Regions from separate parts of the Homo sapiens genome. Here region 2 is linked to region 1. A link is an interaction called in ENCODE POLR2A ChIA-PET data of the cell type or tissue named here. Cell type or tissue: K562. All regions are shown on one strand. Each heading gives the region's core, and the rest is flanking DNA. Links, peaks and the distances in the headings are about the cores only. Region 1 overlaps NUP160 (nucleoporin 160). Region 2 has its middle 12 kb from the start of C1QTNF4.

Evidence for each region. ChIA-PET counts read pairs that join two places held together with the same protein. Peaks named below come from ENCODE experiments on the same cell type or tissue, not always from the same donor. Only the 100,000 strongest peaks of a DNase experiment are listed, where the experiment ranks them.
Region 2: POLR2A ChIA-PET joins it to region 1 with 6 read pairs; 2 of 35 experiments call an interaction of 5 or more read pairs at or near these places.

What each region holds. Positions count from the first base shown.
Region 1 is chr11:47,802,124-47,807,506 of GRCh38, reverse strand. NUP160 (nucleoporin 160) reads left to right here. Exons shown (of 36, transcript NM_015231.3): 19 at 367-437; 20 at 1,195-1,354; 21 at 2,889-2,958; 22 at 3,971-4,069. It also overlaps the pseudogene RNA5SP340. Among named protein-coding and RNA genes, the nearest start is that of FNBP4, 37 kb to the right of the region's middle. In K562, for the core only: no CTCF peak of the experiment used is centred there; no DNase peak of the experiment used is centred there.
Region 2 is chr11:47,603,740-47,609,122 of GRCh38, reverse strand. It overlaps a transcript of MTCH2 not described here. Among named protein-coding and RNA genes, the nearest start is that of C1QTNF4, 12 kb to the right of the region's middle. In K562, for the core only: no CTCF peak of the experiment used is centred there; a DNase peak (open chromatin) is centred at 3,012; H3K27me3 peaks cover 948 bases.

The DNA.
Region 1 (5,383 bases), core at 75-5,074:
TTTAGTAGAGGTGGCGTTTCACCATGTTGGCCAGGCTGGTCTTGAACTCCTGACCTCAGGTGATCCACCCGCCTCAGCCTCCCATAGTGCTGGGATTACAGGCATGAGCCACCACACCCCGCCGAGATTCACATTTTCAATAAGATAAACCATCCTGTTTGCTCTGGCTCCTCATTGAAGGGTCACGAAGTGATATTATGGGCAACAATCTATATTATAATGATTTCCAATTTTTTTTGTGCTTTCAGTGGAGCTTTTATGTGCAATTTATTAATTAAATTGACAGTGTTCTTCGTAGAAGAGCTTGTAGAAGTAATGTTTAGCATAGGAGAATTTACTAAGCTGTCTTTTCCCCTTTTCTCACAGGGAGTCTAATCTCCAACACTTATCAGTACTGGAATTAACAGACTCTGGTGCTTTAATGGCAAATAGGTTTGGTAAGGAGTGGACTATGTACACATTTCATTTTAAACTGGGGATTTATTGCATATTCATTAAAGTGGTCTTTTGCCACCTTTGCCATAGAAAGGTTGGCTAGGCTCTTTGCTTTCAGAAGGCATGAGTAAGCTGTGGCCTGAGATCTCCGTTTGTGGCATGGGGTCTGTGAAACTGTAGTACCAGATCAGGCATATGTTAAGGATATGGTATATATATGTGTGTGTGTGTGTGTGTGTGTGTGTGTGTGTGTGTGTGTGTGTGTGTGTGTGTGTGTGTGTATAGCTGCTTTCCCATTCTGTTTTGATGCTCCAGTGATTAACAAAATCATTTAAAAATTTATTCGTTCATGGTAACTTTTGTAATCTTAGTCAACAGATATTTAAAAGTATCCCTCATGTTTGAAAACCATTATTCTGGAGAATTTATTTTGTATTGTTCTGGTATAAAAGTTGAAATCCTGGGGCTAATTGTATTTATCATGAAGAATTTCTAGGGAAGGCACTTAAGTCTTGTGAGATCAGTGAAAAGAAATGACTATAACTTTGATGTGAATGGTGTTTTTATTGCATTTTTATAGTGCCTCACAATTTACAGACTACTTTTATTTATATTGCCACTGGATATATACCCGTGATACATTTTCTGTTTTGAAGTGCTAAATTGTTTGTTACAAGCATAAAATGAATTGATAGACTATTTTAATTGAAAATTGATAATTACCACTACACAAAACTGTCATAACTTTTTCTTTTTAAGTATCTAGTCCTCAGACTATTGTGGAGTTATTCTTCCAAGAAGTTGCAAGAAAACACATTATATCTCACCTCTTCTCTCAGCCAAAGGCACCTCTGAGCCAAACTGGATTGAATTGGCCTGAAATGATTACTGCAATTACCAGTTATTTATTGCAGCTTTTGTATCCTTTTATTTAGAAGCCAGTGAAAAGCTCTCTTCTGGCCGGGCATGTTGGCTCACACCTGTAATCCCAGCACTTTGGGAGGTGGAGGCAGGTTTATCACTTATGGCCAGAAGTTCGAGACCAGCCTGGCCAACATGGTGAAACCCCACCTCTACTAAAAATACAAAAATTAGTCAGGCGTGGTGGCCTGCACCTGTAATCCCAGCTACTCGGAAGGCTGAGACTTGCTTGAACTTGGGAGGTGGAGGTTGCAGTGAGCCAAGCTCGCGCCACCACACTCCAGCCTAGGCGGCAGAGCAAGACTCCTTCTCAAAAAAAAAAGCAGCTCTCTTCTATCTAAATAGTCTAAGGTTCTTATTCTGCCTATGTAATGAAATACCTAGGTCTGTTTTAAGACATTATTCGGCCAGGCGCAGTGGCTCACGCCTGTAATCCCAGTACTTTGGGAGGCAGAAGCGGGCAGATCACGAGGTCAGGAGATCGAGACCATCCTGGACAACACGGTGAAACCCTGTCTCTACTAAAAATACAAAAAAAAATTAGCCAGGCATGGTGGCAGGCGCCTGTAGTCCCAGCTACTTGGAAGCTGAGGCAGGAGAATGGCATGAACCCAGGAGGCGGAGCTTGCAGTGAGCCGAGATTGCGCCACTGCACTCCAGTCTGGGCAACAGAGTGAGACTCCGTCTCAAAAAAAAAAAAAAAGACATTATTCATTTGGCTGGGTGCTGCAATGGCTCATGCCTATAATCCCAGCACTTTGGGAGGCCAAGGCGGGCAGATCACTTGAGGCCAGCAGTTCAAGACCAGCCTGACCAACATGGTGAAACCTCGCCTCTACAAAAAAATACTAAAATTAGCTGGGCTTGGTGGCATGCGTCTGTAGTCCCAGCTACTCAGGAGGCTGAGGGAGGAGAATCACTTGAACCTTGGAGGCAGAGGTTGCAGTGAGCTGAGATCATGCCCCTGCACTCCAGCCCTGGCGACAGAGTGAGACTCTGTCTCAAAAAAAAAAAAGACATTCATTCAACAAATATTTATTGAATGACTCTATATGCCAGGTACCATGTTATGTGCTGGATGTCCACTGGCACCAATACTGTGTTCTGCGGTACACCAGCTGGAATTGAAAATGAACACCCAGGAATGAAATACAGGCTTTTAAAAATTTATTTATTTTTAGAGACAGGACTCTTATGTGTTGCCCAGGCTGGTCTTGATTTCCTGGGCTCAAGCAGTCCTCCCACCTTACCCTTCCAAAGTACAGGGATTGCAGGAGTGAGCCACCGTGCCTGGTGAAATAGATGCTTTATTCCATAGTTATCTGAGTTCTAAGCACTATAACAAGTCTCCTGGTATAAAAGTAACTGTTTAACTGTATTCTAGTGATGATGAAAGAACATGTGGTTGGCCAACTTCTCTGCCTTGTTTATGTAAATTAAGCTATTTTATGGACTTTTCTGAATTTGATGCCCAATGTATATGTTTAAGATTTGCCAACAAAAATTAAGAAATATCCTTAACCAATGACTAGATGGCCTAGCAATCCTGGTTGTCTCTTTCTAGAATGTTTGATGGGAAATTGCCAATATGTACAATTGCAGGTGAGTTCCTTTGAACATTTCATGTCTACACATTCTTGTAAAGCATGGGATTGCTGAATTTTTTTCTTTGTAAATGTTAACTGCATTTTAAAGAACCACAATAATTTAAACTTGATTATGTGAAGACATACCCCAAAGAGATTGTTCTCTATTTCTATACCATCCTGAACTTGCTTGATTTTGTCTGATCTACGAAGCTAAATAGGGTTGGGCATGGTTAGTACTTGGCTGAGAGAATACCTGGTTCTAAAGGCTTTTAAAGAAAGTAATAAAATAAATTTTTAAAGAGAGAGATTTTTCTCTACTTCTCTCTGGACAGTATAATTCCTAACGTGATTTTTTCTAGAGTATCTTTTTTTTTTTTTCCTGAAACGGAGTCTCACTCTGTTGCCCAGGCTGGAGTGCAGTGGCATGATCTTGGCTCACTGCAGCCTCCACCTCCTGGGTTCAAGCAATTCTCCTGTCTCAGCCTCCCGAGTAGCTGGGATTACAGGCACGTGCCACCGCGCCCAGCTAATTTTTGTATTTTTAGTAGTGACTGGGTTTCACTATGTTGGCGAGGCTGGTCTCGAACTCCTGACCTCAGGTGATCCACCCGTCTCCCCAGAGTGCTGGGATTACAGGCATGAGCCACCGTGCCTGGCCTCTAGAGTGTCTTTTTAAGAATTTGTCTCTGCTAGGTTTTCTTCATAGTAATTCAAATGTACTATTGTTTTCATATAAATCCTTTACTGGAATCTAGTCATTGAACCAATAAATACCAAAAATTGGAAAATTGCTGAGATGTAAAGTATGTGTATGTGTGTTACTGGACTCCTGTTTGTGTAAGGAAAGGGGGAATGGATGAAGAAGGAAGGCAACAGGGGTAGGTTTTAATATCAGAATTATGTCAGGAAATAAAACATTTGTTCAAACACTGTCTTTTCATCCTCTGTGACGAATAACTTGGGAATGAGTATCTCCTTAAGTAACATTTATTTTCTAATCAGAAAGCACCTTTTATGCCTTTAAGGATTATATTCAACTGCTACATCCCTGGTGTCAAGTCAATGTTGGTTCCTGTCGATTTATGCTGGGAAGGTGTTACCTAGTTACAGGAGAAGGACAGAAGGTAAACTACATTTGAATGGCAAATAAACTTTATAAACTTTAACGCAAGGAAGTTGCTTAGCTTCCATTTGACTAGGTTTTAGGGGATGGGAGACATAGAATCCTCTACATAAAGTTAAAGAAGACTGTACTAATGCCAGTCAAAGGCATTATATACATGTAAGGACTACTTTCTTGTATTCTGCAATTTAGATAGGACTCAGGAACATAAGAAAATATTAGAACTCTCCTGCCCCTGTGTGTTTTTAGAGATTCCTTTTATTATTATTATTATTATTATTATTATTATTATTATTTTGTAAAATCAGGGTCTCACTATGTTGCACAGGCTGGACTCAAGCGATCCTCCCACCTTGGCCTCCCCCAGTGCTGGGATTACAGGCATAAGCCACCGCGTTTGGCCAGGATACATTTTTATAAATCAAACTTATTTACTTATTTTATTATTTCTTTTAGACAGGGTCTTGCTCTGTCACCCAGACTGGAGTGCAGTGGTGTAATCAACAGCTCACTGCTGCCTCAACCTCCTGGGCTCAAGTGATTCTCCTACCTCAGCCTCTCAAGTAGCTGAGGTACTTGGAGGCTACAGGCGTGAGCCACCATTCCTGGCTAATTTTTTAATTTTTTGTAGAGATGGGGTTTTCCCATGTTGCCCAGGCTGGTCACGAACTCCTGGGCTCAAGTGATCTGCCCACCTCAGCCTCCCAAAGTGTTGGGACTACAGGCATGAGCCACTGCACACAGCCCAAATTTACTTATTAATTACATTTTTTTTATTGTTTTATGCTGCTTTTTTCTCGTTATGTAGTTTAAAGTTTTAATTTTTTCCCTGATGTTCTATTACATAAATTTTCAAACAGACAGGAAAGTTTAAAGACTTTTTACAGTGAACAGTATATACCTATCACTCAAATTCTACAATTGTTAACATATTGCTACAGTTGCCTTATTATGTATGTATGTGTCAATCATCTTATTAAGGTTTACTTTCTTTTTTTTTTGGAGACAGTCTTGCTCTGTCACCCAGGCTGGAAGGCTAGACTGCAGTGGCATGATCTTAGCTCACTGCAACCTCCGCCCACCAGGTTCAGGCGATTCTGCTGCCTCAGCCTCCTGAGTAGCTGGGATTACAGGTGCACGCCACCACGCCCGGCTAATTTTTGTGTTTTTAGTAGATATGGAGTTTCACCGTGTTGGTCAGGCTGGTCTCAAACTCCTCACCTCGTGATCCACCCGCCTCAGCCTCCCGAAGTGCTGGGATTACAGGCGTGAGCCACCCCACCCGGCCAATGTTTACTTTTTAATTGGTAGCACT
Region 2 (5,383 bases), core at 155-5,154, 200 kb after region 1:
GACAGAGTTTTGCTCTTGTTACCCCAGCTGGAGTGCAATGGCGTGATCTCAGGTCACCGCAACTTCCGCCCCCCAAGTTCAAGGATTCTCCTGCCTCAGCCTCCCAAGTAACAGGGATTATAGGTGTGCACCACCACACCCTACTTTTTTTTTTTTTTTTTTTTTGAGACAGAGTCTTGCTCTGTCGCCCAGGCTGGAGGGCAGTGGCACGATCTCGGCTCACTGCAAGCTCCGCCTCCCGGGTTCACGCCATTCTCCTGCCTCAGCCTCCCAAGTAGCTGGGACTACAGGTGCCCACCACCACGCCCGGCTAATTTTTTGTATTTTTAGTAGAGATGGGGTTTCACCATGTTAGCCAGGATGGTCTTGATCTTCTGACCTCATGATCTGCCTGCCTCAGCCTCCCAAAGTGCTGGGATTACAGGCATGAGCCACCGCAATCGGCCAAGATTTCTTGACCTAGCGTCTTTAATCCTTCCGCCCCAAGCCCACATGCAGCCCCAGTTCCCCAACAGCCTCTGCTCTGTACATTTGTGCCGCACTGGCAGCTGCTCTCTGTGTCTGTTGTCTTCCACGGAAGCCTTGTGCAGGAGGAGCTGAGCTGAGAGACAGGGCTATTTATAAATAGAAAGTGGGTGTAAAGTTCTGCAGTCACAAGTGTTTTAAACAAGACTAATTCCATCATCTCCCCCAATCGAACTTTGAAATTTCTGTCCACCTCCTCATCTCCCATCTTTCTCAAAAGCCTGCAAGTTCTTCTCCTCTCCTTGGTCAAAGCCACCATAAGCCTGGATACCATGGTAGCTAAGAGATGTGACATGGAACAAAGTGTAGGAATTATATAGATTCAGCATAGTCAGAGTCAAAGCTACTGACATAACATAAATGTTCCTACCACCTAGTAATATTTAGTGATGGCTCACCATGTGCCCTGCCCATGTCGCCATTAGCTCCAACCCATAAAACAGCCATATAAGCTAAATACTGCTCCCATTTTAGTAGTGGAAAAGTGAGACTCAGAAGGGTTCATTGATTTGCCCAAGACTGGTGGTAAATAGCAAAGCCCAGATTCTGATATGGGTCTGCAAATCTGGAATTTCTAATATGGCACGCACATGCATTGCGTCCCAGTATTTTTCTGCATGATGATCGGAGCACAGATTTTAACGAAGAGTGAAGTATGAATCTTAATGAGAGGAGGGAACTCGTGGTTTTATTATAATAATGAAAGGATCAACATTGTATGCTCAACAGTTAGTTAGATGCCCAGAAGCCCAACTCAAACTGGCTACATTGGCTCAAGTAATAAAAATGGCCAGTGGTGAATCTGGGGGTTCAAACAAGGGCATCGGGATTCGGTCTTCCCACCCCTCGGCTGGTTTCCCTCTCCGACGGGCTCTCCACATGGCAACAAGATGCCAGCTGGCAGCTCCACTCACATGGCTTCTTAGAGCTTGTGATTCCAGAGAAAGAGCAAAATCACTTTGGAGAGCTCCAGCAAAAATCCCCAGGAGGACTCTGGCTTGAAACACACACCCATCTGTAAAGCATTTGGTGTGTCTGGGAGACGCTAGCCAGGCCTGAGTCACAGGCCCATCTGAAGGGGTAGAGGTCCAGGGTCAGCCCCAGAACCACATACATTCTGCTGTTCTGTTCTGTTTCCTGTCCTCCGCCCCCACACTCTTCTCAGAGCTGGACTGTTTTCTAGTGGGATGCATGGCTCATCCAAGGAAGGTTCACTGGGCAAAGACATACATTACACCCTGTCCAAAAGAAACAGTTTTAATAGAAAGGGAAAAAAACAACAGTTCACCCAGAACATGTGACACGTGAGACTCCATGAAGCTAAGCTGAGCACAGAAGCTGGTGTGTTTGAAACCTTCCATGCACAGGTACATACATATGTCAGCTCAATCACCCCATGAGCCTGATAATAGCCACTTTTTCTCACTTTTTAAGTGAGAGAAATGGAAGCTCAGAGATAAAGATTTAAGTGACTTGCTAGTAAATAGCAAAACTAGAATGCAAACCTGGGTATATTGGAGTCCACATCCTGCAAGCTTTACACCACAGCACACTGCCAAATTGGAGGAAACCAGGTGTTGAGGGTGAGACTGCTAGATGAGCTCGTGGAAGTCGTGTCCCCAGGGAAGCACACATCTGACTGCCTGACGTGCTCTGAGAGCAGCAGGCACTGAGCTGGAGACTGCCCTGTCCTGGTAACTACAGTCTCGCCCAGCTAGTCGCTGAGTGGCTGATAAACTCTTCACATTCATCAATGACAGTTTCCTCTCAGCTGGAAGAAAAAGCTGCCAGGGAGCTGCTCCCCCAACCTTCCTTCTGATGGGGAAAGACTCCCCTGGTGCTGTTGATGAGACAGGAACCAAAGGAGAAAGTTGGATTTGGAAGGAAGGGCATGTGGGCATGGGATGAATGGATGATTGGATAAATAAATAATCCCAGAAAAATGATTTGAAAAGTTAGAAAAAAGTTATGATTCTAAGTTTAGAGACAAGATGGCAATATGGCACAAGAGGGATAGGAAGCTCTGGGATAAATTAGGCTATCGCATTTGCTGAAAATCCCTGTGCAGAGAAAAGGAGAGCCAAAGAAACCAGTGTGGCTCTGTAGAGAGCTCTCTGATAAGTTCAAAATTTAAAAGGTGGGGTACAAGAGACGGAAGGAAAGGTGAAGTCCGTGATAAACTGAGACTTGGAAAAGGTGCAGACAATAAAAGATATTGCTGGTTATGTTCAAGCAAGAGGAAAAAGGAGAAGACAGGGTTCCATCTGGGGATGAAGATGTCAGGTTGGCAGTTTTCAGAGAAAGCAGAATACTCAACTCTGATTTTCCTCTTTCTCCCCCGAGGAAAAGCACTTCCAGACTGGGAAGAGTTCAGCAAAACAGGGGTTAGAGGACATTAAACCCCAAATAGAAGAAAAGATAAGAGAAAACCTAACCACCTAGCCATTCAAAATGAGCTGCAAATCCCAAGGTGATGACAGACCTTTGCAGATAAGATCCAGGGACCTTTGCCAATGTGGCTATGAAAGCTGCGGCGAAAAGGACAGGGGCCACAGTCCTGGACAGCTGCAAATACCCTGACAAAAAAGAAGAAAAGGGAGATCCTGGGCACATTTCCCTCAAAATCTATTCTAGAATATAACATTAAACCATGGATTTGAGAACACCTTGCTTGAGAACACCTAGAAAAATAAGTGGTATCTTCACAAAGAACAAGATGCGGCGAAAATGATAAAAATATCAACAATAATTTGTTACTTATTTACTCAGAAGGCCACTAGGAAAATTCCTTGGGCCATACATAGTGTTCCTTGTTTCCAGTTAGACATTGATTGTCTCACGATTGAAGAGGCTAGTAGGAAAATATCGATCTCAGAGACTGCCCAGTCAGGTGGATTCATGTAACTGCTGTGCTCCTTCACCCCAGTTGGTTATCCGATTGCTGCAGAGCTTGCTGAGGAAGTATCTCTAGTTCTGTGCTCCTAGACCCTGGTCAGCCTAGTAGTGGTCAGTGCCCACTACACTTGCCAAATTTGCAGAAGGCACCACTGTTGGGATGAAAAGCTAATATTTCAAAGTCAAGATTCTAAAATAACTTGAAACAGTGGGCTGAAACCAGCAGGATGAAATTTAAAAGAGTAAGTGGAGAGACCTGCATTTAGATTAAAAAAAAAAAATCAGCTGCATAAGCATAGGATATAGGAAGTTTGGTTTGCCAGAGGTGCCTGAGAAAAAGGCTAAGGGCTTGCAGCTGATCTCAGGTTGAATAGAAACCGGTAGGAATGGAGCAGCTGCTTAAAAAGATAGTGGCTCTCCCCACCTCTTGTTATTTTAGTTACAAAGGGGTGAAACAGTGAAAAATATGGGAGACAGCCGGGCACGGTGGCTCACACCTGTAATCCCAACACTTTGGGAGGCCGAGGCGGGCGGATCACGAGGTCAGATCTAGACCATCCTGGCTAACCCGGTAAAACTCTGTCTCTACTAAAAATACAAAAAAATTAGCCAGGCGTGGTGGCAGGCGCCTGTAGTCCCAGCTACTCGGGAGGCTGAGGCAGGAGAATGGCGTGAACCTGGGAGGCGGAGCTTGCAGTGAGCCAAGATCTCGCCACTGCACTCCAGCCTGGGAGATAGAGCAAGACTCCGTCTCAAAAAAAAACAAAAAAAACAAAAAAGAAAAATATGGGAGACATATTAACAGCAACTGCTGTTAATGGTTTCTAATAGATCCCCTCAGAGGTATTCATTCCAAGTACACATAAGCAAATGCATGCTTTTTATTTTTTCACATAAATGGTGGTATGTTGTGCACCTTGTTTTTTATTTCACTTAACTAACAGCATTTCTTAGCGATTATTTCATCAGTATACAAAATGATTCCTCATTCTTTTGTAGGGATGCATCGTATTCTACTGTATATATGTATCATAATTTATTGGTCCTTTTGCCGGACATGTAGATTATTTCCAGTATTTTGCTATTACAAACAATGCTGCAATAAATAACACGTCATTGCTATTACAAACTGTTTGCTATTACAAGCCATGCTAAAATGAATAAGATGTAATTCCCAACAAGTGGGCATGTATCTGAAAAACATCTCTTCAAGAAGTAAAATCACTGACTTAAAGGGCATGCACATTTTTAAACTTGGTAGATACTGTCCAATTGTGTCATTTTACCCTCCTACTAAAAATGTATGAATGTCTGTTTCTCTACATCTCACCAATAGAATGTATAATAAACCTCATTGATCTTTGACAGTTTGAGAGGTAAAAATAATAACAATAGCATCTTATAATTTTTTTTTTTTTTTTGAGAGAGAGGGTCTTGCTCTATTACCCAGGCTGGAGTGCAGTGGTGCAATCATGGCTCACTGCAGCTTCAACCTCCTGGGATCAAGCAATCCTCCCACTTCAGCCTCCTGAGTAGCTGGAACTATGCGTGTGTGCGACCAAGCCCAGCTAATTTTTTTCTTTTTTTTTTTTTTTTGTGGAGACGGGGTTCTCACCATGTTGCCAAGGCTGGTCTCGAACTCCTGGCCTCAAGTAATCCTCCCACCCTAGGGCTCCCAAAGTGTTGGGATTACAGACATGAGCCACCACGCCCAGCCCACAATACTTATAAGTTTGGTCTGACAGGATTGGCATCGGCATCCCCTGGCTTCCAGAATAAAGTCTGGATGGCATAGGCTGGCACTTGAAATCCTTCATGAGACTGGGTGTGGTGGTTCAGGCCTGTAATCCCAGCACTTTGGGAGGCCAAAGTGGGCAGATCACCTGAGGTCCGGAGTTCGAGACCAGCCTGATCAACATGGAGAAACCCCGTCTCTACTAAAAATACAAAATAAGCCAGGCGT